3 separate regions of the Homo sapiens genome follow, and regions 1 and 3 are each linked to region 2. Evidence: chromatin contacts called from ENCODE Hi-C or POLR2A ChIA-PET data. All regions are on one chromosome and are shown on one strand. The core of a region is the stretch at or near the end of the contact, and the rest is flanking DNA. Distances in the headings are between cores, read along the strand shown. Region 1 overlaps SORCS1 (sortilin related VPS10 domain containing receptor 1). Region 2 holds the start of XPNPEP1 (X-prolyl aminopeptidase 1). Region 3 holds the start of VTI1A (vesicle transport through interaction with t-SNAREs 1A).

Evidence for each region. A loop is a pair of places that touch in the nucleus more often than their neighbours do. ChIA-PET counts read pairs that join two places held with the same protein, here RNA polymerase II (POLR2A). Pooled maps may share reads with other maps.
Region 1: a loop to region 2 is called in a map with no recorded cell type, with 5 times the contacts of the local background. The contact joins the enhancer-like site here to the promoter of XPNPEP1 in region 2. A Hi-C loop is called at or near these places in 6 of 37 single-sample maps with no recorded cell type and 4 of 50 pooled maps.
Region 3: a loop to region 2 is called in a map of B cell, with 6 times the contacts of the local background. The contact joins the promoter of VTI1A here to the promoter of XPNPEP1 in region 2. A Hi-C loop is called at or near these places in 2 of 168 maps with a recorded cell type or tissue (B cell and CD4-positive, alpha-beta T cell), 1 of 37 single-sample maps with no recorded cell type and 7 of 50 pooled maps. POLR2A ChIA-PET finds 5 or more read pairs at or near these places in 1 of 52 experiments (CD4-positive, alpha-beta T cell).

The regions. Positions count from the first base shown.
Region 1 is chr10:106,928,089-106,932,861 of GRCh38, forward strand. All of the region lies in intron 2 of SORCS1 (sortilin related VPS10 domain containing receptor 1), which reads right to left. Among named protein-coding and RNA genes, the nearest start is that of SORCS1, 230 kb to the right of the region's middle. Within about 2 kb of position 3,428, at least 3 of the 41 ENCODE cell types and tissues checked have a DNase peak (open chromatin) inside an H3K27ac peak, as active enhancers do.
Region 2 is chr10:109,922,092-109,926,960 of GRCh38, forward strand. XPNPEP1 (X-prolyl aminopeptidase 1) reads right to left here and starts at 1,420. Exons shown (of 21, transcript NM_020383.4): 1 at 1,311-1,420. The coding sequence starts at 1,342. RefSeq lists a silencer at 1,096-1,635.
Region 3 is chr10:112,444,072-112,448,635 of GRCh38, forward strand. VTI1A (vesicle transport through interaction with t-SNAREs 1A) reads left to right here and starts at 3,144. Exons shown (of 8, transcript NM_145206.4): 1 at 3,144-3,396. The coding sequence starts at 3,303. ZDHHC6 (zDHHC palmitoyltransferase 6) reads right to left here and starts at 2,843. Exons shown (of 11, transcript NM_022494.3): 1 at 2,634-2,843; 2 at 1,099-1,579. The coding sequence starts at 1,365. RefSeq lists enhancers at 2,630-2,749, 2,950-3,209.

The DNA.
Region 1 (4,773 bases), core at 2,178-4,677, 3.0 Mb before region 2:
CCCGCGCCGTGCACCCGCACTCCTCAGCCCTTGGGTGGTCGATGGGACTGGGCGCCGTGGAGCAGGCGGCGGCGCTCGTTGGGGAGGCTCGGGCCGCACAGGAGCCCACGAAGGCGGGGAGGCTCAGGCATGGTGGGCTGCAGGTCCCCAGCCCTGCCCCGCGAGGAGGCAGCTAAGGCCAGGCGAGAAATCGAGCGCAGCGCCGGTGGGCCGGCACTGCCGAGGGACCCAGTACACCCTCCGCAGCCGCTGGCCCGGGTGCTAAGCCCCTCATTGCCAGGGGCCGGCAGGCTGCTCCGAGTGCGGGGCCGCCAAGCCCGCGCCCACCCGGAACTCCAGCTGGCCCGCAAGCGCCGAGCACAGCCCCGGTTTCCGCTCACGCCTCTCCCTCCACACCTCCCTGCAAGCTGAGGGAGCCAGCTCTGGCCTTGGCCAGCCCAGAAAGGGGCTCCCACAGTGCAGCGGTGGGCTGAAGGGCTCCTTAAGTGCCGCCAAAGTGGGAGCCCAGGCAGAGGCAGCGCTGAGAGCGAGCGAGGGCTGTGAAGACTGCCAGCACACTGTCACCTCTCAATACCCCACAGAAGCAAAGCCACATGTGAGCATGCAACCTCACATCTCACATAGACTATTAGCAGAGGTGTCCTATTCTCCCGGGAAGGGAGAAAGAGGAGTAGGAAAAAGAAAGGCTAAAAGGTGTCTCAAAAGGGGAAAAGGAATTAACAGCTTCTGACCACCTACCCCCAATACCTATTTTTTATCTATTTTTTGCCTTTTAGCAAATAAACTTTCTGTATTTTTCCATTTTTTAGTGAAAATATATATACCTATATATATATATTCACTGAATTATAAAATTAAAATTATATATATAATTTTATAGGAAAAATAGAACAAATCTTTTTAAAATTGCAGTTACATGCAATTAAAGCATGCTGATGATGAGACATATTAAATCATCCATAAGAAATGCACAGGCTCTCATAGGTATGAAAGCAATGGCTCCTTCTGTGTCACTTTATCTCCATGAATATGCTTCAGTAGTTAAGAACTGCTTCATGTTCAAGGGTGGCTTAGCCTTAGAGGAGAGACTTAGAAGGGGATTATACTTTTAGATCAGAAGAGAATGAATTTTTCCCCAGAACAAATGATTTCTAAAACCCTTAGAAATTGTGCATTACTCATCCTTTTTCTATCTTCTTTCCACTATACATTTTATGTGGGATCCCTGTGGCAGTTAATAGAAAAATTCAAGTCACAAAAGGAAAGAAAGAAAGAAGGGAAAAGACCTGGGGTATCAGAATTAAAAAGAGATGTGAATTGGCCCATTAGGGAAAACTGAGATCTACAGAGATGTGGCTTATGTTTACTTTCCCTCCCTACTAACATGGCCTTTTATAAAAAGAAAAGCCCTGTCTCTTTTCTTTTTCCGTCTCTAACAATGAAACCACACTGAGAGAGATTAGAGTGCTAATCAGCTTCTGGAAAAGCAGATCAACCAAAAAACGCCTACATTGCAGGCTTTCTGGTTCATTTTCCCTCCATTGTTTTAGTAGCCTGAGTTTATGGGAAATCAAACTTCGTCAACTTAAGCTGCTGTTCCTGGCTGAATTTTGGAGTAGTCAGCAAGGTTCCTATAACAAACAAATGACCACACACAATTGTGAGGGCACAGGCATGTGCACGTGCACACACACACACACACACACACACGTATTAATCAGAGCACTTGGTTGCTGAGATCCCAGCAAGAAAGATGAAAATAAATGGAGTATGGTCATTAAAAATCCTAAACTAATATTTCGAATATGGCATAAAATGAATGCTTGCTAACAGAGAATGGATGGGAGGACCTCTTTTGCTTAAGAAAATTAATGATGGCCGGGCGCAGTGGCGCATGCCTGTAATCCCAGCAGTTTGGGAGGCCGAGGAGGGTGGATCACAAGGTCAGGAGATTGAGACCATCCTGGCTAACACGGTGATGAGACATATTAAATCATCCCTACTAAAAAAATACCAACCGTCTCTACTAAAAAAAGTACAAAAATTAGCCGGGTGTGGTGCTGAGCGCCTGCAGTCCCAGCTACTTGGGAGGCTGAGGCAGAAGAATGGCGTGAACCCGGGAAGCGGAGCTTGCAGTGAGCCGAGATCGTGCCACTGCACCCCAGCCTGGGCGACAGAGCGAGACTCTGTCTCTAAAAAAAAAAAACAAAAAAACAAAAATGAATTAAAAGGTTAAGACAGATTGGTTACAAAATCACCAGGAAAGGTCACTCCTAACAGACTCATTATGCTTATGCTTAGGGTAAACAGTCATCAGCTACCCTGCAAAATAAGTGGCAGGGCTGCTGTATATTGAATACAAATTATTTGCAGAACCCTCAGCTCTCCTTGCTTCATTTTGCTACTGGGATACACGGAAGCTGGCATTGTATGTTCATGTGTGTATTTATGTATCTGAGCATCTCATTATAAATTATTATCTTCACATTCAAGAAAATAGCCAGCTCACAGGCACAACACCAACACAGGAGGGCTTTATAACATCGCATGCTTGAATCAGGTGCATTCTGTTTCATCTTGCTTTGTTTTGGTTTTTTTCTTCAGAATTTGGAAAGATATGATGGTTCTTAGGAGTCAGAACTTTTTCTTTTTTTAATAATATGGTTAGTCAGATAAGGCTTCTAGGTGAAACTTCTTCAAAAGTCCAGGGAACCTAGTGTTCTAATGCTTCCCCACTAACTCCTTCTGAAACCACATCTGCTCAAAGCCTTCTCAATCAAGACATGGGGAATCTGCCCTTCAAAGAAAAGGTAATTTCAGCAGATCTCAGGGGAGTTTTGCAATCAGAATTTCCTAAGATACAACTGTGGTGGAACTGGCTATGAAATGTATTAATGCTGATAACTGTGGTTTTATAATCCCCACCAATTACCACAAATTATAGCCGTGTGATTCTGGAAAAACCACATGCTGTGGAGTTGAATCCTGGAAAAATATACACTGGTTGTCTAATTTCCTTCCTAATTTTAAGAAGACTCATAAAAATCCTTGCCCTACCCTTCTTCTCCTAGAAGACTCTCAGGGACCAAAAATACTTGAGAGGCATTTGTACTTAAATCCTATGTAGCGAGCTCCAGAAATACTTTTTTGGCTGTTAATTAACTAATTCAATGTTGATAAGCCTACTTAATGTACACTCCAGTAAACCAGTACATACAAAGAAACGTGGTCCTACCATCAAGGGGTTTACAGTAGCAGTAGGACAGAAAAGTGATGAAATAAAGTCAACACAATGGAGCTACAAAAACAACTGCAAGAGCAGAATCTCAGAAGTCAGAACTCACTGAGAAGAGCATGGAAGCGGGTGGGGAAAATACTTGGTAATAAGGACAGGAAACTGTTTCACCATGCTGGCCTTCAGTGTAAAGTCCTCTGAAAGCTGGCAATCTCCCCAAGTGCACAAATACAGATGTTTGCTCGTTTGTAACTCCTGAACCAGAGAGCCACTAGCTCAGAGGCATCATCGTGGGAAAGCCCCCTGCAGTTTTCAGAGATGTTGCCTTATGAATAATGGAAACTTTCAAGAATGATTTTGGTTTAAGAACAGGGATAAGTCCTTTTTTTAGGGTTGTGTATGTCAGCACTCTGCCCTGGTAAATTATCTGCAGACAGCATAGTCTATCAAAATGAACTCACTGCTGTTCATTTTTCCTGCCTGCCATGCTGTGTATTAACTATCATCCATTATTTTAAAAACATTTCTGGAATCAAAGGTAAGAGCAAAAAGAAAAACAAAAGGGTAATAGGAGATAAATGCACTGCAAATGCTGGTCATACATGCTAGTAAGACAGGAAAAATATCTCATGGGGAAAAACAAAAGCCAATTTTTCCATAACAGCAGTAATATTCACAGACTTGAATGCTTCCAGGAAGCTTAGGAAAGCACAGGGTTTGGGGACGTTGACAGTTATACCCTGGGGATGTTCTCATGGGGAAAGGTGTCAAGCAGATCATTAGTCAATTTGATCCCCCATTTACAAAGCACTGATGTTATGTGAATTTTTATCCCCTTCCATACACACTGGTAGAAGCATACTATAGTATTAATATAGTCTACAAATATATTATTATTTTTGAGAATTACATGATTTTTTTGATATATTTGAGTATATCCTGAAATTTTTAAAAAAACAAAGTAGAAAGCATTGTCTTGAGTAAAAATAACTTCACATTTGGCTGCTGATTGCTCCCCTGATACCATGCATTTGGCATCAAATCCCCCTTTCCTGAAGCAACTCACAGCACTACTGTCACCTGTGTTATTACTGGAATCTTAAGTTGTTATTTAACTTTGTCACTGGTGACAAAGAAAAGGTATACCTTGCTGCCTTAGAGTGATAGTGATCTTTCTCCCCAGTTCCCACCACATGTGTGTATGCCTGTCTCCAGCTCAACTTATGCTTGCTTCTTGGACAAAATGACACCTTAGCAAGACTCAGGAAAATGAAAATGTTAACTATCCAAGAGAAACAAAGCACCATAATTCCAAGAAATCCAGACCAAGTTTTGCTCTAAGGACACCCTTGACAAACATGCAAAATGAGCTTGTCTGCTCTGCCTTCTGTAGAATCAGAAGCACCTTCAAGGTGAGCACTCCCCTCGCAGCAATGGTAAATTTTAGCTGGTTTGTGCCAACACAGTTGCAAGCTAAATGCTTAACTGGGGATTAGACTCCAATTCAAACCACTTTCCAGGCACTGCCTCCTCACTTT
Region 2 (4,869 bases), core at 170-2,669:
AAATCAATTTGAGTTCAGTTTCCATTACCGAAACTGAAAGAAGTGCTCACTTTTACAAGGAATGGCACTCAAATTCTACCAGTAGGGGAGGCGCCTGTGGAAAATGGCTTCCCCTCTCTCAGCCTTTCACTGGACTTTCCTTTGAGGTAAAAAAGACTCTACCAGCTGGTGTAGAAAAGACTCTTCTGCTCCTAAAAGGCTGTGAGTCTATAAATCTAGCACAGATCACCTTGGCCCCCTAAAGACCACCTGAGGCCTACAGCCTAACTCATCATTATCCACTTGCCTGACTCCATTTCCAGCACTTCACTTACAGGAAGCTCCTTCCAGATGGAAGTTCTCCACCCCTCCCACATACTTCCACAGGGTGGGTCTGGTTTTCTGCTCACCCTTAACAAGCTGTGGCAACGGCAAATCCAGGTCAAGGTAGGTTTGGGACCCCCCTACTCACAAACACAAGCAGGAGCCATGGTCTGTGTTCAGCAAGAAAGCCTGGCCATGCTGCAAAGTGAGTGCATTCATGTCTCAAGTGGTTAGCAGGTGGGTGACCCCTTGGGGATGGCCAGGGAGTCTGGCCTGTGGCCTCCATGAACTCTGAACACCTCTCTCCGTCTCCCACTTTGTCAGAGGCTCTGATAAGTACATCCTGGTTATGGCAGGGGAATAAACTAAAACATGTTTAACTTGAGGCCGGGAAATTATCTGTCTCACCCTCCTATGCCCAAGGAGAGCCCAGGGCAGGCTACTGGGGGGATTTTCCTGGAGATTATACCAAAATATTCCCTTACACAGCCTCTGAAACCATTTGGGTAGGGAGGGGCCCGCGACCGTCTATCCTTGTGGCGGTGACAGATCAGTAGAGTGAATTGCAGGAGTCAGTATTGTCGAGATTGTAACTTGAGGTTTAGATTCCTGGGTAACAGAAGCGAGGGCAAAGGCTCGCCCACCTCCCCGGACACGAAGAGGGGCCAACTTCCTCCAAGAACGGGGCCTTCCCGCGGGCCAGGAACTGTGACGGCCGCCGCCCCCTCAGGCCGAGTGCAGCAGTTCCGCGGGCATACGCGTCCAGGAACCAGACTCGGGCCGCCCCGTGCCCACCGACCCTCCGGAAACGAACCGGATCTCGCCCGGCCTCATGGACCCCTTCCCCCGGCTCCTGTTCCGGGGCTCCGGCGAGCGCGGCCCTCGCCAGACTGCGGCGGGCCGGGCTCCTCACCCGCGCGTCCCTGCCCGCCGAGGTGCAACACGCGCGGCCGCGCAGCGAGGGCTGCACGCTGCCCGGACGCCGGCTGCCGGCGGAGTGCCCTCACCTTACTCGCGGTGGCTTTCTGGAGGCTGCCATTCGGCGGTGACGTGCCCCAGCCCACGTCAGGGGAGCGCAGACCAGCTGATCACCCGCGGAAGGGCCGGCGCGAAGGAGGCGCGAGAGCCGGCGGGCGGGCGGGCGGGCTAGCGCCGGGTCGGCCACGCCCTCGCCCGTGGCGGGCGCTGGCGCCGCGGCCCCGCCCACACGCAGGCCCCGCCCACACTCCCGGACCTGGGGTTCGCGGCCGCAGCGCCTGCGGCCCAGAGCGGGGCCTGCCCTTCCACACCAGTCCGCATTGCCTCTCCCTGCAGCGAGCGGGGAAAGGACGCAGTGCTGCTGAGTGTCTTCATTTTTGTTCGTTTTTGTCGTCATTCCTCAAAGAGGAAAAAGGGCTTTGCCGAATAAAGGGGCTACTGTCCCAGGGATTTTCCGGCTTAATTTAGGAGGGCTGAGAAGAGAGGGACGTGGCCGGCTCCGGAAGAACCTCGACAGGGTCTTCGAGGCTTTGGAACAGGGTCTCAAGCTTTAGAAATGTCCCCAAAAGTATGTTCCCAGAGAGCTTCAAAATCCAGCTCTCCGCTCCGCTTGGATAGTAAATAGCCCCTTCAAACTTAACGTCCAAACGGAACTCCTGGAACTCCCAATGCACCGAAGCAAAGCAAAAACGTTCTCCACCAGTCTTCTTTGCCATCTCAATCAATGGCTACTCTATTCTTAAGAGGCAAAATTTAGGAATCCTCCCTGCCTCTTCTCTTTCACACCCCACATCTAATCTGCCAGCAAAATCTTGTTGGCCCTGCCTCCAAAATAGACCCCTAATCTGGCCGTGTCACACCACCTCCACCTCCTACCCTCTGATGTGCATCAGAGGGTTGTACCACCCCACCCGTGTGGTTACAGCAGCCCCCCAAATATCCCCTCACCATCCCGCACCTGCACAGTCCAGCCTGAACAAAGCCGCCAGACCAGTCCTTTGAAGCGTGACACCAGGTCACTTCTTTGCTCAGCACTTTCCATTAATTTCTCGTTTCACGCAGCATAAAAGCTCCATTTGATCTACCCCCAGCCACATTTCCTCCTGTTCTCACCTTCCTCACTCTTCTTCAGCTGAAATGGCCTCCTGGCTCTCCTTGAAAAAGCAGGGTACACTCATGTCCCAGGGCTTTTGGACTTGCTCATCCCCCAAATATTGAGGCTCCCTTCCTCATTTTCCTTCAAGTCTTCGTTCAAGTATCACCTACCCTGACCATCCTATTTAAATTTGTAAATCATTCCAATATTCCTAATCCGCCTTACCCTACTTCATTTTTTCCATAGCACTTACCACCTTTTAACAGGATTCTTTTAATGTACTTATGTGTACTGTATTCTTCCCCCTCTCCTGCCACCACCCACGCACACAACAAAACCATCAGTGCAGATTGTTTCTGTTTTGTTTAATGATGAACAATATCTAACATGTCATAAGTTCTCATTATATATTTTCTGCAGAAATGAATGTTTCAGAATGTGCACTCCTCAAAAGCAGGGATGGTGGCTCTCTTGTTCATTGTTATTTCCCTGGTGCTTAGAACAACACCTGGCACTAAATGAAAGTGACCACATTTTTTTAAAGGTGAATGGCACCTCCTCCTGCTTTGACCTTGGTGTAAGGCCTAATATACCTGTATCAGCTAGGTTCTGCTACCTGCAAGAACTCAAAGTCGTTATTGAATAAGCATTTAGGCAAGCCGAATTAGACTGTGTAGTTAAAGCATGAAAAAACTAAAGATGTGCTTCCTGGGAAAGCAGCACACATCTGTTGCATTTCCCCAAATTTATGAAGCCAAAAACAGAGAGATTGTAAATAAAATACTGGTTCCAGCCCACATCTGAAAGCTGGTGGGAAAAATCAAGTTATAAGAGAAAACGAGATAAGAGAGAGAGAGATAAGTGAAACTTAAGGGGGACAGGTATTTAATAATCACATTGCCTAAAAGAAAAGGAGTTGGCTCAGAATTTACGGCATCCAGCTTCAGGGGAGAGAGAGAAATACCTTGCATTCCCTGAGCTGGATTTGAGTTCCTGTTTGCAAGATAAAAAAAGGAACCCTTTCCCCTCTTGAAGTTTTTTTGTTTGTTTGTTTTTTGAGATGGAGTTTTGCTCTTTTTGCCCAGGCTGGAGTACAATGGCACAATCTCAGCTCACTGCAACCTCTGCCTCCCGGCTTCAAGCAATTCTCCTGCCTCAGCCTCCTAAGTAGGTGGGATTACAGGCATGCGCCACCACACCCGGCTAATTTTTTGTATTTAGTAGAGACGGAGTTTCACCATGTTGGTCAGGCTGGTCTTGAACTCCTTGGCCTCGACCTTCCAAAGTGCTGGGATTACAGGCATGACCCACTGTGCCCGGCCTCGCTCTTGAAGTTCTAACAAGAGAACCTCTGGAGAAGTTATAGCACTGAATTACCATGAGAGAATGAGAACACCAGGAGTTATATAGGTTCTTCTCCTGGCTCTACAGTCCTTGCATCCTCAAAGAAGTGGAACAGTCACACTGCCTGACATTCATTGAAGGCTATGTGTCTAACCCACAACAAACCAATGGGTGAAGGACTCTTATCCTCATTTTACTGGTTGAGGAGACTGAAATTTGCAGAGGTTAAGCCCCTTGCCCAAAGTCCCTGAGCTAGTAAGTGGTGGTACTGTAACATACATTCAGACAGCAGGATGGATTCCTAGCCCTGACACTTAATCGCGAAGTTATCTGGAAGGGACCCTAGAGGTGGCCTCATCCAGTCTCCTAGCCCACACAGCAGAAAGAGGGAGACAGCTGGTTTTGGCATTCACACCCAGACCGGGTGGGTCTTAGATGTAGCCAGAAATATTAAATGCGTAGAAATATGTTGGATTGAATTGTGACCTCAAAAATTCATATGTTGAAGCTCTAACCCCTAGTACTTTCGAATGTGATCTTATTTGGCAATAGGATCAGTGCAGATGTAATTAATTAAAATGCAGTCATATTAGAGTAGGAAGGATCCCTAATCCAATATGAAGTGTCTTTATTTAAAACAGAAAAAGAAATCACACTGTGCACACAGGAAGAACACCATGTGAACACGAAAGCAGAGATCAGGACGATGCATCTACAAGCCAACAAACACCAGGACTGCCAACAAACTGCCGAAAGCTAGGACAGAGCCATGGAACAGATTCTCCCTCACAGCCCATGGAGTGAACTAACCCTGTGGGTATCTTGATCTTGGACTTCCAGCCCTCCAGAACAGTGAGACAACAAATTTGTTTTCAAATCACGCAGTTTGTGTTGCTTTGTTACGAAAGCCCTAGGAAACCAATGTAAAACAAGTTCCAAATGTCCGTGTATAGATTGTGGACCTGTGTTTTGGGCCACCCGACATTCATTCATTCTCCTTCTGATAACCATCCTACCAATTCCCTCTGGGGCCCACCTCTCCCTACTTCCCTCCTTTCCCCATTCTCTATGTATGTTATCCAAGTGCAACACTTGGATTCCAAGAGTGTATCATGTAACCCAGGCATAGGCTACAATGATAGGATCAG
Region 3 (4,564 bases), core at 1,894-4,393, 2.5 Mb after region 2:
GTGTATTGTCAAAATAATATTCCTATAATACACCTCTGACTGTGTCAGACTCTGCCTGAAAACCCCTACAACTTTCTATGGTCTACAATTTCTCATGTATTTAAGACTGTCACAATCTGCCTTTGTTTCAGCTGTCTCTGCCCTACATGATCTTTTCCCCAGTCACACAGGGCTGTCTACTGTTTCTGAATACGTGGTCCCACCATTCTTTCAACCTGAAATGCCCTCTTCCCCATCTCCTTTGGAAATTCCCACTCCTCCCTCAGGTCCCCAACTAACAATGCTCAATTCTTCTAACTTTAACAGCACCCATCACGTTCTACTTTATAGTTTAGTGATTTGCACAAGTGCGTTTGTTTCTTGCTTAGGTTATAAGCTCTTTCAGAGTTCAAATTACATCTTACCCTCCTCTGTACGCATTTTGAATAGTACATAGCACATGATATACACCAGTGCTTCCCGAACTTTAATATACCTAAGCATCACCTGGGCACTTTATTAAAATAAAGATTCTGCTTCAGTATGTCTGAAGTGGAGCCCAAGATTCTGCCTTTCTGACAAGCCATCAGGTGTGGTCCCTTAGCAGGAAACATGGACATTCATAAGCATAAATTTCCCAGTAGTTTTTAAGCTATAAATGGATTTGGACTATACTTCCCAATGTTATATTTTCAGTGCAATGATTTTAAAACTTTATGATTTAAACCAGCAGTTTCTAAAGCGTTTTTCTCAGTTCTAAGGGATGTTAATGTATTACATGAAAAAAGGTACTACAGCCAAACCTCACTGTGTATGACATGTGATGTTTCCTAAACTTTTGACCATGAACCTATCCCACCTCCACCCCACCTCCATCTTTTTTTTAATGCAGAGCAAATATTCAATAAAATTGCTTTGGAAAATGCTATTTTGGATCAATGTGTTCAAACAGATATGAAATAAAGTCTCCGAGCCTAAATGATCAGTGATTAGAGTAATATACTTAGTCTCTGTGAGGACAAACAGTAGGCTGTGTTTGGTATTATTGGTTAGTAGATAAGGCAAAAACCAAATATACGATTATCATTAAAGTTCATTGTCTTACAGAATCTTTCTTACCGGTTTCCACCCCAGAGGGACAAAGCCCGGACCGACAAACATGGCATTGAAGTAATTATAAAGAATCATGACAGTCCAATTTATCAACATGATGAAATTCACACTTCCTCCAGTTGTATGTAAGGGCCAATACCACAACACAGAGTCAATCATGGCCATGGTAGAACATATTGCTATAACACCAAGGGCTATGATGGGACCCCAGTGACACAGTCTCTTTAATTCTTGTAGATTTTCAAACTTGATAACCGAACAGAATGTACCCATTTTGGCAAGGAAGAATGCCTTCCTACTTTAAAAGAATTATAGATTTCCTTTTTCTGTGCGCACATTTCCATGTGCCACAAGTCCATGTGTGTTCTTTAATTGTCATGCCTTCAAGCTGTGAACTGTTAACGCAGATTACACCATTTTCACTGTCAGGCACCCAAAGCTCTTTATCTTAACTAGGAGAATCCAGTGTCTTGGTCTGAAACCCAACCTAAAGAAAACAAAATGGGAAAGTTCAGTTAAAACAAAACAAAACAAAACCTTTATTGCATACCATACTTGTTAACTACAATAAACACCTACACAACAGCATCTCACAAGTGCACTACACTTTGGGATGCATATCTTGTCAAATGTCAAAAAGAACTACTTTTGACTTATCCAAAATATGGTACAAGTTTGAATGGCATGCAAACTGGATACACGATTCCAAAATAGTTTTTTTTATTCCTTCTCCGCTTGTCAGGGGACTGTCACCATCCAACGCTTAGTGAATAGTTTGAGAAGACAAAGAATTTTAGGACCTTAGAGTTGATCTAATTCAGTTTCCTTCTTCATAGAACAGAAATTGTCTTAGAGAGGCTGAGTGATTAGACCAAGGTCACAAGTAACAGGTGAACCAGAATAGAAGGCAAGTCAACGACCTCCCTTTATGAAATTCTAAGCTGCCTCTTATGAAGTCTTGAATTAAGCCAAGTATGAGTCAGACATGGTCTATGCCATTTGCCTGCAGTCTCCTCCACCCCGCCACCCAAACATCAAGAGAACAGTCAATTTGGCCCAAAAGTAAAGGAGCGACAGTGAAAGCAAAGAGAGCATGCAAGGAAAGGAAGGGAGGAGATAGAGCGAGAGTGTGTGTGGTGTGTGTGAAATTATGACCAGAAGAGTATATGAGAAGAACCTGAATTAGAAGATTCGAGGGAAGAAAGAAGAGGAAGTGCCTCCAGGAGCGAGGGAAATGGAAGGCAGGGCGGCGAGCTCCGGAGAGATTTGTGGAAGGGCATCTCTGCCTGGACTGGATCTGAAGATCTGGAAGAGGATCTGAGCTACATGGATAATACAGACTACCACGCAGCAGACGCTGTTGACTTGTGCCTCAGTTTCCCGCCCGAGTCATGGAGCAGAGGGCTTAGAAATAAATCCTCACCCAAGGAAGAAATATCCTGGTAAGCCAGGTTGGTCTCAACATTCAGGAGAGCCTGCTCCCACTCTGGTGGGACAAAGACCACCAAAATCGTGCTTATATTCCCTGCCTTGACTCCCACCTCAGTGTGGTCCCTGGTGTCTGCTCCTCAGCCATCGCATATCCGGGGCGGCCTGGGCTCACCCGGAACAGATTTTTTCCTCCTTGGATGACTCCGTCATGGACACCTCAGCCCAGGACAAGCAGAGAGCAAACCCTGGCAGCGAGAGGCTGGAGTGCGGGACCTGCTACAAGCCGAGCACCTCTCGGCCAGCGCCCTCGCCAGGACTCTCCCGCTCAGGCCCCCTGCGCAGTCTCTGTTACTGTCACTTCCGGAGGTTCGCCGCCTCAAACCTCCCTCCGGAAGCAAGCTGCTGTGCCTTGTAGCGTGTGGATCCGGAGCCGATTCCCAGAACACGAAGGGGGGAAAAAACGCTTCTAATGATCCCTCAGAACTTGCATATTTTCATACGCTTTTCTGGGGGGAGGCACTAATTGGGGCGCTTTTCCTTTGCGAACTTACTTATCTTAAAGTCGGAGCGGAAAATAAAGCACGCACGCAACCCAATTTCCGGAGAACCGAGATTGCGACGAACAACCAGGAAGCGGCTGGGTTGAGAGCTGTCCCCGGTTCTCCGTTCTGCTCTCGGGGGCACCTTCCGGGGTTCCTAAGCCGCGGGGCCCCTCGCTGCCCCTCGAGGCCCTTTCCCTGACCTAGGCTTTGGCCTGGGCTACTCGTTCCGGAGCCGCCATGTCGTCCGACTTCGAAGGTTACGAGCAGGACTTCGCGGTGCTCACTGCAGAGATCACCAGCAAGATTGCGAGGGTCCCACGACTCCCGCCTGGTGAGAGCCTTGCCCGGCTGGACGAGGGTGCTGGGGAGAGCTGGGAGGGTGCGGGCGGTGGAACGCCGCCCGAGTAAGTGTGTCTATGAGGCGCGAGGCTGGAGTGGGTGGTGCCGGCTGTTCCCAGGAGGGATACGGCTTGGCTTGGTTGAGGGTAAGGAGTCAAGTTCGGGTGTGGGGTGCCGTGAAAAGAGCCTTCGGAATCTGAGCCATCTGAGTTCGAATCCCGGCTCTACCTTCTTGTAACTTGCATAACCTGGAAACGTTTCTTAACGTCTTAAGAGTCTTAATGTTTTCATTTGTAAATTATAGACATGTGAGTATTCAAAGAAAATGAATGAAAGTATGTAGCCTATGGATCTACAATCTACAGCGGCGTTGTTGTGTTAGTAATAATATTGTTATAATTATATGCGGCAAAATAGAGGTAAGAATCAGGGTGCCTAGATTCAAATCCTACCTCTGTCACTTAGAAGTTGTGCCTCTTAACCCGGGAGGCGGAGGTTGCAGTGAGCCAAGATCTCGCCATTGCACTCCAGCCTAGGCAACAAGAGTGAAACTCCGTCTCAAATAAATAAATAAAATAAAAGTTGTGCCTCTTAAACAGACTTCTTAGTCTCTTTCAACTTTCCTTCTTAGTAAATGGGGGAAAATTGTACTTCTCTCATGGGGTTGTTAGGTAGATTAAATTTATATAACATATTTAAAGTCACTTTTGGTGTTGTTAGTTGCTGTATTAGCATTAGTATTTTTCATACCCCCCACCCCCATTTCTTGTTTCTCATCCTTCTTGGGGATTTATTGTATAACCCAGTTTCATGTAAAACTTGGTACAAGATAATTTTTCACACTTAAAAATTTCACATCTCCCATCTGGAAATGTTTTTGTTTTTGTGTTTCCTTTTGTGTTTTAGCACATCTTATTTTCTATGCTAGACTGTCAACTATGTGAAGGTGGGAGCTGTGTCTGATTTCCTTGGCGTTTACTTATTAGGGGCTCAGGAAAATAAGTGAATGAGCAGGTGAATATAAATATGATCTTTTGTAACTATGGTTTGTACAATGTTGATTCGGGGACTATCTTTCTCTACAGATTAGAGTAGTTAGTTACAGAAAAGGGTTTTACATTTTTGTTTAGTTTTGTTAGGGAAATTGAACCATCATCTGG